Linked DNA regions of Homo sapiens: region 2 is linked to region 1. A link is an interaction called in ENCODE POLR2A ChIA-PET data of the cell type or tissue named here. Cell type or tissue: IMR-90. All regions are shown on one strand.

Region 1 (5,000 bases):
AGCATAGGCCCATCACTTTCATCATTCAGGATCTAACCCCATGGCCACCTTTGAGTACCCTATATAACAGTGCCTTTCCTGTCACTCTCTGATCCCTCTGCTTTAGTTTTCTTCTTTTCATATTGCATGGCTTGTCCATAGAATGACCTTGGACATTAGGCTTAAAAATTCCACACCTTCCTGAGAGATATACACAATTTAATCTGAAATCTCTAAGAGTTGTGTGGCCTTTAGATTCTGAAGGGGGAGAAAAAGCCAAATTCTGGTCAAGTTCATGTGTTCTGTATTAGTCAGTGTTCTCTAGAGGGACAGGACTAATAGGATAGATGTACATATGAAAGGGAGTTTATTAAGGACTACTGACTCACACGATCACAAGGTGAACTCCCACAATAGGCCGTCTGCAAGCTAAGGAGCAAGGAAGCCAGTCTGAGTCCCAAAACCTCAAAAGTAGGGAAGGTGACAGTGCAGCCTTCAGTCTGTGGCTGAAGGCCTGAGAGCCCCTGGCAAACCACTCATGAAAGTCTAAGAGAACAAAAGCTGAAGAACTTAGAGTCGGATGTTCGAGAGCAGGAAGCATCCAGCACAGGAGAAAAATGGAGGCCAGGAGACTTAGACAGTACAGTTTTTCCATGTCTCTCTGCCTGCTTTTATCCTAGCCACACTGGCAGCTGATTAGATGGTGCCCACTCAGACTGAGGGAGGGTCTGCCTCTCCTAGTCCACTGACTCCAATGTTAATCTCCTTTGGCAACACCCTCACAGACATACCCGGGAACAGTACTTTGTATCCTTGAATCCAATCAAGTTGACACTCAATATTAATTATCACACACCTTTATCTACAGAGTGAAAGAAATGCAAAAACCAACAGTGTATGGGTGAGAAGTCATGAGTTACATGAATATAAAGAATGTAGGTGAAGCCACCACTTCTTCTTAAGGCTTCCCTTAAGAAGGAATTCAGCTGGCCCATTAGACACCCCAAGATCTAGCCATACCTTAAACTCAGCAAACCCCAAACTTGAAAGTGCCAATATCACTGCTTCCTTTAGGATTAAGCATATTTCGACCCTGGGGAAATTTATGATTTTTTAAATATTTAAGATAATCAAGTCATAATATTAATATGTGTATAAATATTTCATGTTAAAATGTATATTTTATGTGCTTATTATATTTACAAGAATTTGGTCTATTAGAATGAACAGATCAGCCTAGTACTCATTTCAAATATGTAATTGAGTAATAATTGATCTTGGCTTAGAATTTTAATTTGAGACCTTATTAAGTTTATACATATTGTTAGAATATTTAAGACACTTTAAAAATTACATTTATTCTCTTAATTTAATAGATTTATATAAATTACTTAGGTACCTAGGAAGATTTATCAATAACACAAATGAGCTTACTAAAAAGTGAAACTGAATACAAAGAATTTATAAATGTACCTTAAAATGTTTGATAGTGTTGGAATTAATTGAGTTCACAAATGGACTCAAACATTCAAATGATCTTTAAAAATGACGGCTCACAGTTTTTGAGACTTACAAGTAGACATATAAGCTGAACTTAAAGCCTTGCTTTTTAAAAACATGTGCCTTTCGTAAATTAATCATGGCCAGGTGCGGTGGCTCACGCCTGTAATCCCAGCACTTTGGGAGGCCAAGGCGGGCGGATCACAAGGTCAGGAGATTGAGACCATCCTGGCAAACACGGTGAAACCCCGTCTCTACTAAAAATATAAAAAATTAGCCTGGCGTGACGGTGTGCGCCTGTAGTCCCAGCTACTCGGGAGGCTGAGGCAGGAGGATGGCGTGAACCCTGGAGGTGGAGCTTGCAGTGAGCCGAGATGGCACCACTGCACTCCAGCCTGGGCGACAGAGTGAGAATCTGTCTCAAATAAATAAATAAATAAATAATTAATCATTAATTTCTAAAACCAAGATACACTTTGAAATGGTCTTTTCTGTGCACCAAAACCATCGAGGATTTCAAACGTTACTTATTTATCTCTTTTATGCCTCATTAGAAAATAAGCCCCACAAGAATGAGTATTTTGCCTAATTTATCGCTGGACTCCCAGTTCTTAGGGTTGTGCCTGGCATGTAGCAGGTGCTTAGGAAAATTTTGTTGCATGAAGGCAAATACCCTTTGCCCTGAGTCCTACAGGATTGCTGGGTGCATCCTAAAGAGACTAAAGCCCAGTGATTGCCTAGAAGACACCCAAGATCCTGAATCAAGTTAGATCCAAGGGTTTGGGGACAGTCTTAGGACATTGATTTCCTGGGCCTTCTGCTCCTCAAAGGCACCTATGCCTGCTACCTCCTCCATGAAGTCCTGCACTGTACCCAGAGTATGTTACACTGGGTACATGTAACATGACTCAACATTGTAAGGTTACTTTTGTGCTTGTTTCGTTTCCTCTCCTGGTGGGCTGAAGAGTTCTACATTTCTTTATCACCCAACTCTCTCACATGCCTTTTGAATGAGTGAATGAACTAATGGACAAACGAATGGTGCTTTCGTAAAGCATACTTTTGTGCTTATGGCTCCATAGAGATTAACGGCCCAGGCTTTAGAATCAGACGGAATGAGCTCAAACCCCAGTTCCGAGGCTGGTGGTATGTGACTTCAACCCATGTTTAAGAAATATTGTGAGTATTGCATGCTTTAAAAATAAACATTAACCTCAATCTGCTTACCAGGCAAGATAAAGGGAAAAGCTAAACTCAGGGCACCAGTGGAATCATTTAAAATTGTTTGCTTAAGATATGTCAATAGATACCTGCAGATGTGAAGGCTTACCAGGACACGCAGGCCATTTAGAGAAGAGCTTCAGTATGGTTTACATTTCAGCCTCAGTATTTATAAACAGAACAAAATCCGGAGGGAAGAAGCCTGAGAAGATAAGCCTTTAGGTAAATAGTTCCAGAGGCACCAGAAGCTGCTTCCTGGGATGGGCCAGTAAGGCTTAACAATGGGGAGGTTGGGTGCAGTCGGAGAGTAGGGTGGGAAGGAGAAGTGGAATAGACCAGGATTTCAGATCAGTACTTCTTAAGTTTTAAAATGTATTAAAATCAGCTGGCGATCTTGTTAAGTACAGCTTCTGATTCATAGGTCTGTGCTGGGGGTCTAACATTTTGCATTTCTAACAAGCTCCCAGGTGATGTTGATGCTGCTGGTCTGTGGACCACACTTTGAATAGCAACATTCTCTGGCATGAAAGCATTATATATCCCTCCAAAAAGAGCAGTGAAGACAGAAGTACAAACAAACAATCCCCTCCCCAAAATACAGATAGTGGCCAGTACTTTGTTTTTATTCTCATCAATTTAGGTGTCTTAGAAACTGTATCTTAATATAAACCACATTGAAAAAATGCTCAATTTATTTGCTCAACAAATATTTATTGAGAATCTACTAAGTGCCAGGGCTTGTTTCAAATTTTTAGGGTACAGTAGTGAGCAGCTTGCCCTTGAGGAGTTTATATTTCAGTGTGGGAAGACAGACTCATAAACACTTAAAGACATACACAAGCCAAAAAAAAAAAAAAAAAAAGCTGAAATTGCTTCAAGTTGCGATAAATGCCAAAGAAAATAAAACAGGGCTATGAGTCAGCAAGGGGCTTGGGAAGAAGGGCTTTTGGAAAGGGCTGAGAAGTAGCCAGCCACAAAAAGTTCTAGGGGGAGAGTGTCCATTTGAGGGATAGCAACAGTGTGGTTGATGTGTAGTGACCAAGGGGGAAAGAAGTAGACAAGGGCAAGACTATGGTAAGCAACTAGGGTTTTATTCTATTTGTGATGGAGTTTACAGGGTTTTAAGCAGGAGAGTGATATGAACAGTTAAAAAGATAATTCTGATCAATTTAAATATCATCAGTAGTGGCACAACCAGCCATTTTGTGCCTCCTAGAATTTGGAGGACACGGTGTCACTTATGAAATAGTCTTGCTGAATGTAATTAAGGCTTTAGATCTAGCATCTAGTTTATAAGAAACACAGGAGTTAGCGGATCAAGTTAAAGTACATCACGAGAAAGTACACCAATAAATCCAGAAGATGGGATCACTGGCCTCCTTTTCACCAAATTCGTAGCATGAAAACAAAGGAGGTGCTTTAGAAGAGAGTTAAGAGAAATAACGATCAAATGTATGCAACATGTGGATCTTAATTGGCTCACGGTTCCAATACACCATCTGTAAGAGACATTTTGGGACAACTGGAAACATTTTAGGATGGAAACAAGGCCTTAGGAATTATTTTAATTATGTCAGATGTCATAATGGCATTGTGGTTAGGGAGAAGAATGTTCTTATTTTTTAAAGATGAATATTGAAGAAGTTAGGAGTGAAAACTCATGATGTTTGAATTTCTTAATGATTTGCTTCTAATGAATAGAATTTAGCAAAAGGGGTGGCATGTCACTGTTATGGTTTGGCTGTGTCACTACCCAAATCTCACCTTTAATTGTAATAATCCCTACATGTCAAGGAAGAAGGCAGGTGGAGATAATTGAATCATGGCGGATGGTTTCTTCCATATTGTTCTTGTGGTAGTGAATAAGCCTCACAAGATTTGATGGTTTATAAATGGGAGTTCCCCTGCACAAGACCTCTTGCCTGCCACCATGTAAGACTTGACTTTGCTCCTCATTCGCCTTCTGCCATGATTATGAGGCCTCCCCATCCATATGGAACTGTGAGTCAATTAAACCTCTTTCATTTATAAATTACCCAGTCTCAGGTATGTCTTTATCAGCAGTGTGAGAAGAGACTAATACAGTCACCTCTGAGATTAGGTTATAAAAGGGTGTCACTTCCATCTTGCTGTCATTTTCTTTCAGGCTCTTTCCACTTGCTCACTCTGAGGAAGCAAGTTGCCATGTCATGAACTGCCCTATGTAGAGATCCAAGGGACTGAGGGCAGCTTCCTGGCCAACAGCCCCGAATTCTGCCAACGACCATGGGGTGAGCTTGGAAGCAGATCCCTCTACAGTC
Region 2 (5,000 bases), 200 kb before region 1:
TATTTGGTTTTCTGTTCCTACGCTAGTTTGCTGAGGATAATGGCCTCCAGCTCCATCCACATCCCTGCAAAGTACATGATCTCATTCCTTTTTAATGGCTGCTCAGTATTCCATAGTATATATGTACCACATTTTCTTTATCTAGTCTATCACTGATGGGCATTTAGGTTGGTTCCATGCCTTTGCTATTATGAATAGTGCTGCAATGAACATACATATGCATGTGTCTTTATGATAGAATGATTTATATTCCTTTGAATATATACCCAGTAATGGGATTCCTGGGTCCAATGATATGTCTGTCTTTAGGTTTTTGAGGAATTGCTACATTGTCTTCCAAATGGTTGAACTAATTTACACTCCCACCAACAGTGTGTAAGTGTTTCTTTTTCACAAGAACCTTGCCAGCATACATTATTTTTTGACCTTTCAGTATTAGCCATTCTGACTGGTGTTAGAGGGTATCTCACCGTGGTTTTGATTTGCATTTCTCTAATGATAAGTGATGTTTGTGTTTTTTTTTTCATATGATTGTTGGCCACATGTACAGGACAAAGACTGTAAATCAACTACTATAAATATGTTCAAAGAACTAAAGAAAACGACATCTAAAGAACTAAAGGAAAGTTCTCATGAACTCATTGTTTTCATGAACAATGAAATAGATGCAGAATATAAATGAAAAGATAAAAAGTGTAAAAAACAAAACAAACAAGCAAAAAACCCCAAATAAATTAAAACTCTTAAGCTGAAAGCATAATAACAGAAAGAAAAATGATACCAGAGGGTTGAAGAACAAATTTGAGCTGGCAAGCCGGAGACAGACCAATTGAGATGATCTAGTCTGAGGAACAAGAAGAAGAAAAAAATATAGAAAAATGAACAAAGCCTCAGAGACATGCAGGACACTATTCAGTATATCAGCACATACATAAGGGGAATCCCAGAAGGAGAGGTGAGAAAGAAAGGAGCAGAAAGAATACATGAAGAAGTAATGGCCAAGAACTTCCCAAATTTAATGAGGAATATTAATTAATCTACACATCCAAGTAGCTCAACAAAACCCAAATGGAATAGATTAAAAAATATCTACTTCTAGGCACACCATAAACTGTCAAAAGGCAAAGACAAGGACGGAAATGTGAAAGCAGCAAGAAAAAAGTGACTCATCATGTGCAAGGGATCCTCTATAATATGAAGAGTTTATTTCTTATCTTATATCATGAAGGCCAGAAAGTAGTGGGATGGCATTTTCAAAGTGCTGAAGGAATAGACTGTCAACCAAGAATCCAGCAAAACTATCCTTACAAACAAAGAAGAAATTAGGACATCCCCAGATAAACCAATATTGAGATAATTTATTGCTAGCAGATATGCCCTATAAGATGTACTGAAATTCACATGCAAAAGAATGAAATTGAGTTCTTTCCTTATACTACATAAAAAATTAACTCAAAATGAATTAGAGACCTAAATGTAAGAGCTGAAACTATAAAACTCTTAGAAGAAAACATAGGAGTGAGTCTTCATGACCTCACATTAGACAACAGTTTCTTAGATATAAAATCAAAATCATAAACAAAAGAAAAAATAGACAAATTGGACTTCATCAAAGTTAAAAAACTTTTGTGTTTCAAGAAAGTAAAAAAAACAACCAAAGAAGAGGAGAAAAATATTGGTAAATCATATATTCGATAAGAGACTTGTATCTAGAATATAAAAAGAACTCTTACAACTAAACAACAAAAAGAAAAATAATCCAATTAAAAATGGCAACAGACGGCCAGGCGTGGTGGCTCACACCTTTAATCCCACACTTTGGGAGGCCAACGTGGGCAGATCATGAGGTCAGGAGATCGAGACCATCCTGGCTAACATGGTGAAACCCTGTGTCTACTAAATATATAAAAAATTAGCCAGGGGTGGTGGCATGTGCCTGTAGTCCCACCTACTCAGGAGGCTGAGGCAGGAGAATCTCTTGAACCCAGGAGGCAGAGGTTGCAGTGAACCAAGATTGCGCCACTGCACTCTAGCCTGGGCGACAGACAGAGCGGGACTCCATCTCAAAAAAACAAAAAAAGGCAAAGATTTTAATGAGTATTTCTGCAAACGAGATATACAATTGGCCAATAAACATATGAAAAGATGTAAAACATCATTAGTCATTAAGGAAGCATAAATAAAAACCATGAGATACCACTTTATACATACTGGCATGCAATAATGAAAAGACAAGTGTTGTTAAGGATATGGAAAAATGTGAACCCTCAGACATTCTTGGTGGAATTGTAAAATGGTACAACTGCTTTGGAAACCATTTGACAGGTCCTCAAAATGTTAAATCTGTAGTTACCATGTGACCCAGCAATTTCATTCCTAAGCATATACCCAAGAGAAATGAAAATATACATATACACAAAAACTTGGACATGATATTAACAGCAGCATCTTTACAACAGCCAAAAGGTAAAAGCAATCCTAATGTCCATCAGCTGATAAATGGATAAACAAAATGTTGTATATCCATACAAGAGAATATTTTTCAGCAATAAAAAGAAATGAAATACTGATACCTGCTACAACATGGATGATCCTCTAAAACATTATGTTAAGGAAAAGAAGGCAGCCACAAAGAGACACATGTTGTATCATTCCATTTATATGAAATGCCCAGAATAGGCAAATCCAGAGTCAGGAAGTGGGTTAGTGGTTAGCATGGGACAATGGGGGAATGACTGTTATTAGACACAAAGTTTCTTCTGAGGTGATGAAAATATTTTGGAATTGGATACTGGTGTTGGTTGCACAACTCTGTGAATATACTAGAATCCACTAAATTGTACATTTTAAAAGGGAGAATTTTATGCCATGTGAATCAAAGCTCAACAAAGCTGTTTGAAAAAAAAAAAAAAAAGCTGGTAGAAATGAGGGAAAAAAAAAAAACAAACATTGCCTGGATCCTGCAGCCAGACTACTGGATTAAATCCCGGCTGTGTGACCTTTGTAAATTATTTAACCACTGTGTGGTTAACTGTGTGACCTTTGCAAATTATTTAACTACTTTGTGCCTCAGTTTCCTCATCTGTAAAGTAGACATAATGATAGTACCTACTTTAAGGAGTTGTGGATATTAAATCAATTAGCTATTTTTTTTATTATGGGGGGTTGTTTTCAGGCTTTCTCTGCCCTTATGAGAAAGAAGCAAGGGGGGGAAACGATGAAGCAGGTATGTCTAGAATTGAAAGAGAATGAAGCTGAGGATATCACCCATGAGTACCTCTAATTTTTTATGCTGAGGGAAGGAATGGAGTGGGAAAGAAGGACCCATTTGAAGACTCGGCATGGCAAAGCTGACAAGTAGAAGAGAGGACCAGCTAAAATAGGAAACCACATATGTGTAGGAATGTCGTCCACATGGCTGAGAGTCTTCCCTTAGAAAACATGGCAACACAGGATCAATAGCATAAAACAGATGGCAGGACTTTTCCAGGGCTGTTGATTGATTGGGGCTGTGGGCAAAGAAAAATGGAGTGAGAGAAAATGAATATGCCCAGAAATGTCACTGAGGGATTGGCAATGGAGTTGCAGCTGAGAAGAGAGGAAAACTGTGTTAATGGAGCCAAGAATCAAACAATTCCATCAAATTTCTCAACAGAGATGGTTAGTCTGAAACAAAACTTAGCTACACAGTAGGAAAAAACTATGATTCTTTAGCCTGGAAATGAGAAAAATCAACCATGATATGTGTTAACTGTTTCATTGATTTTATTTCTTTCAACATTTTCTCCCAGATCCTACCACTGGCAGATTTTCCGGTTGGAAACTGATTTTATTGCCAGGCTCACAGTTGATGTAGATTTTAGTGGAGGTGATCTGTTTTAAACAGATCTTATTAAAGAGAAGTCTTCAGTAAAAATGAAAAAATACCCATGAACTTATTTAGCACTTTTGCCCAAAACCCAAAGTAATTTAATACAATTTATCCCATATATTCCCTAGGGCAGCATGTGCTGCATCATCATTTGCAGATTTGGTATTCCTTGAAGAAAAAAAAATGTTTCTAGTAAAAATTATATTTTAAAAATCAGTACAAACTATTTCCCTTGTTAGATATCTACAATGAGCATTAGCATATTAAAGGCTCTGAGAAGACCTGCAGTGAAGATAACTATTATATTTCTTTCCCAAATTCATTTCACCATAGAATCCTCTCTGCCAGAGAGCCTTTTTTAACATGATTCAAAACTGGAGGCCTGTGAAACATACTTTGAGGAATATTACTCTATGAAAAGGCAGCGTTATCTATCATGAACAGATTGGCAACTAGAATCACAAAGAGGAGAAGCTACCTCTTACAGTAGAGTAAGGGAAAGACTTCATAGAGACATCCAGTTTTGATCCTTTTTGTTTTGCCAACTCAGTGAATTTCCTCAGGCACAACTCACGTGAAATGTACTTACAACTACCCACCAGACAAAGATCTACAAAAACATTTCCCTCAATGACATCAAAGCAAACCTATGTAACAGGTTACCAAGGGGTCTTGGGTACATGGAGGTATAAATATGGAATGACATCATTTTCACCAATCTCAGCATTCAACTGTGCTGTGTCAAACTCCCCTGTCCTGTTGGGTGGACAGCTGTCTCAACAAACATCTTAATTCAAGTCTATAATTTTTCAGTAACTTCCAACTATTGGAAGTAGCTCATTCTGGTTTTTCAAAGCTAAGCCCTGATCTTTGTAAAACTTCTATTTTGTACTTTGATCAACGTTCTTTCCTCCATCCCACCATTATGAGTGGCCCAAAAGCTTGGAGTAGAATCTGGTCTTCCTTCATGAATACCCCTGAAATTCCTGCTTCCTGCTCTGATCCTAGGGACAAGGAAGATGATAGGAAAGATAAGATGTGCCTCTTTTTTGGCCTTTGTGGCAGATTAGATGATTGATCAACAATATACATTCTCGGCCAGGCATGTTGGCTCATGCCTGTAATCCCA

The links. ChIA-PET counts read pairs that join two places held together with the same protein. Peaks named below come from ENCODE experiments on the same cell type or tissue, not always from the same donor. Only the 100,000 strongest peaks of a DNase experiment are listed, where the experiment ranks them.
Region 2: POLR2A ChIA-PET joins it to region 1 with 8 read pairs; 1 of 35 experiments calls an interaction of 5 or more read pairs at or near these places.

What each region holds. Positions count from the first base shown.
Region 1 is chr3:64,498,837-64,503,836 of GRCh38, forward strand. No RefSeq gene overlaps it. Among named protein-coding and RNA genes, the nearest start is that of PRICKLE2-DT, 56 kb to the left of the region's middle. In IMR-90, no CTCF peak of the experiment used is centred here; DNase peaks (open chromatin) are centred at 2,665 and 3,595; H3K4me3 peaks cover 218 bases; H3K27ac peaks cover 2,813 bases.
Region 2 is chr3:64,298,235-64,303,234 of GRCh38, forward strand. No RefSeq gene overlaps it. Among named protein-coding and RNA genes, the nearest start is that of PRICKLE2, 75 kb to the left of the region's middle. In IMR-90, no CTCF peak of the experiment used is centred here; a DNase peak (open chromatin) is centred at 2,737.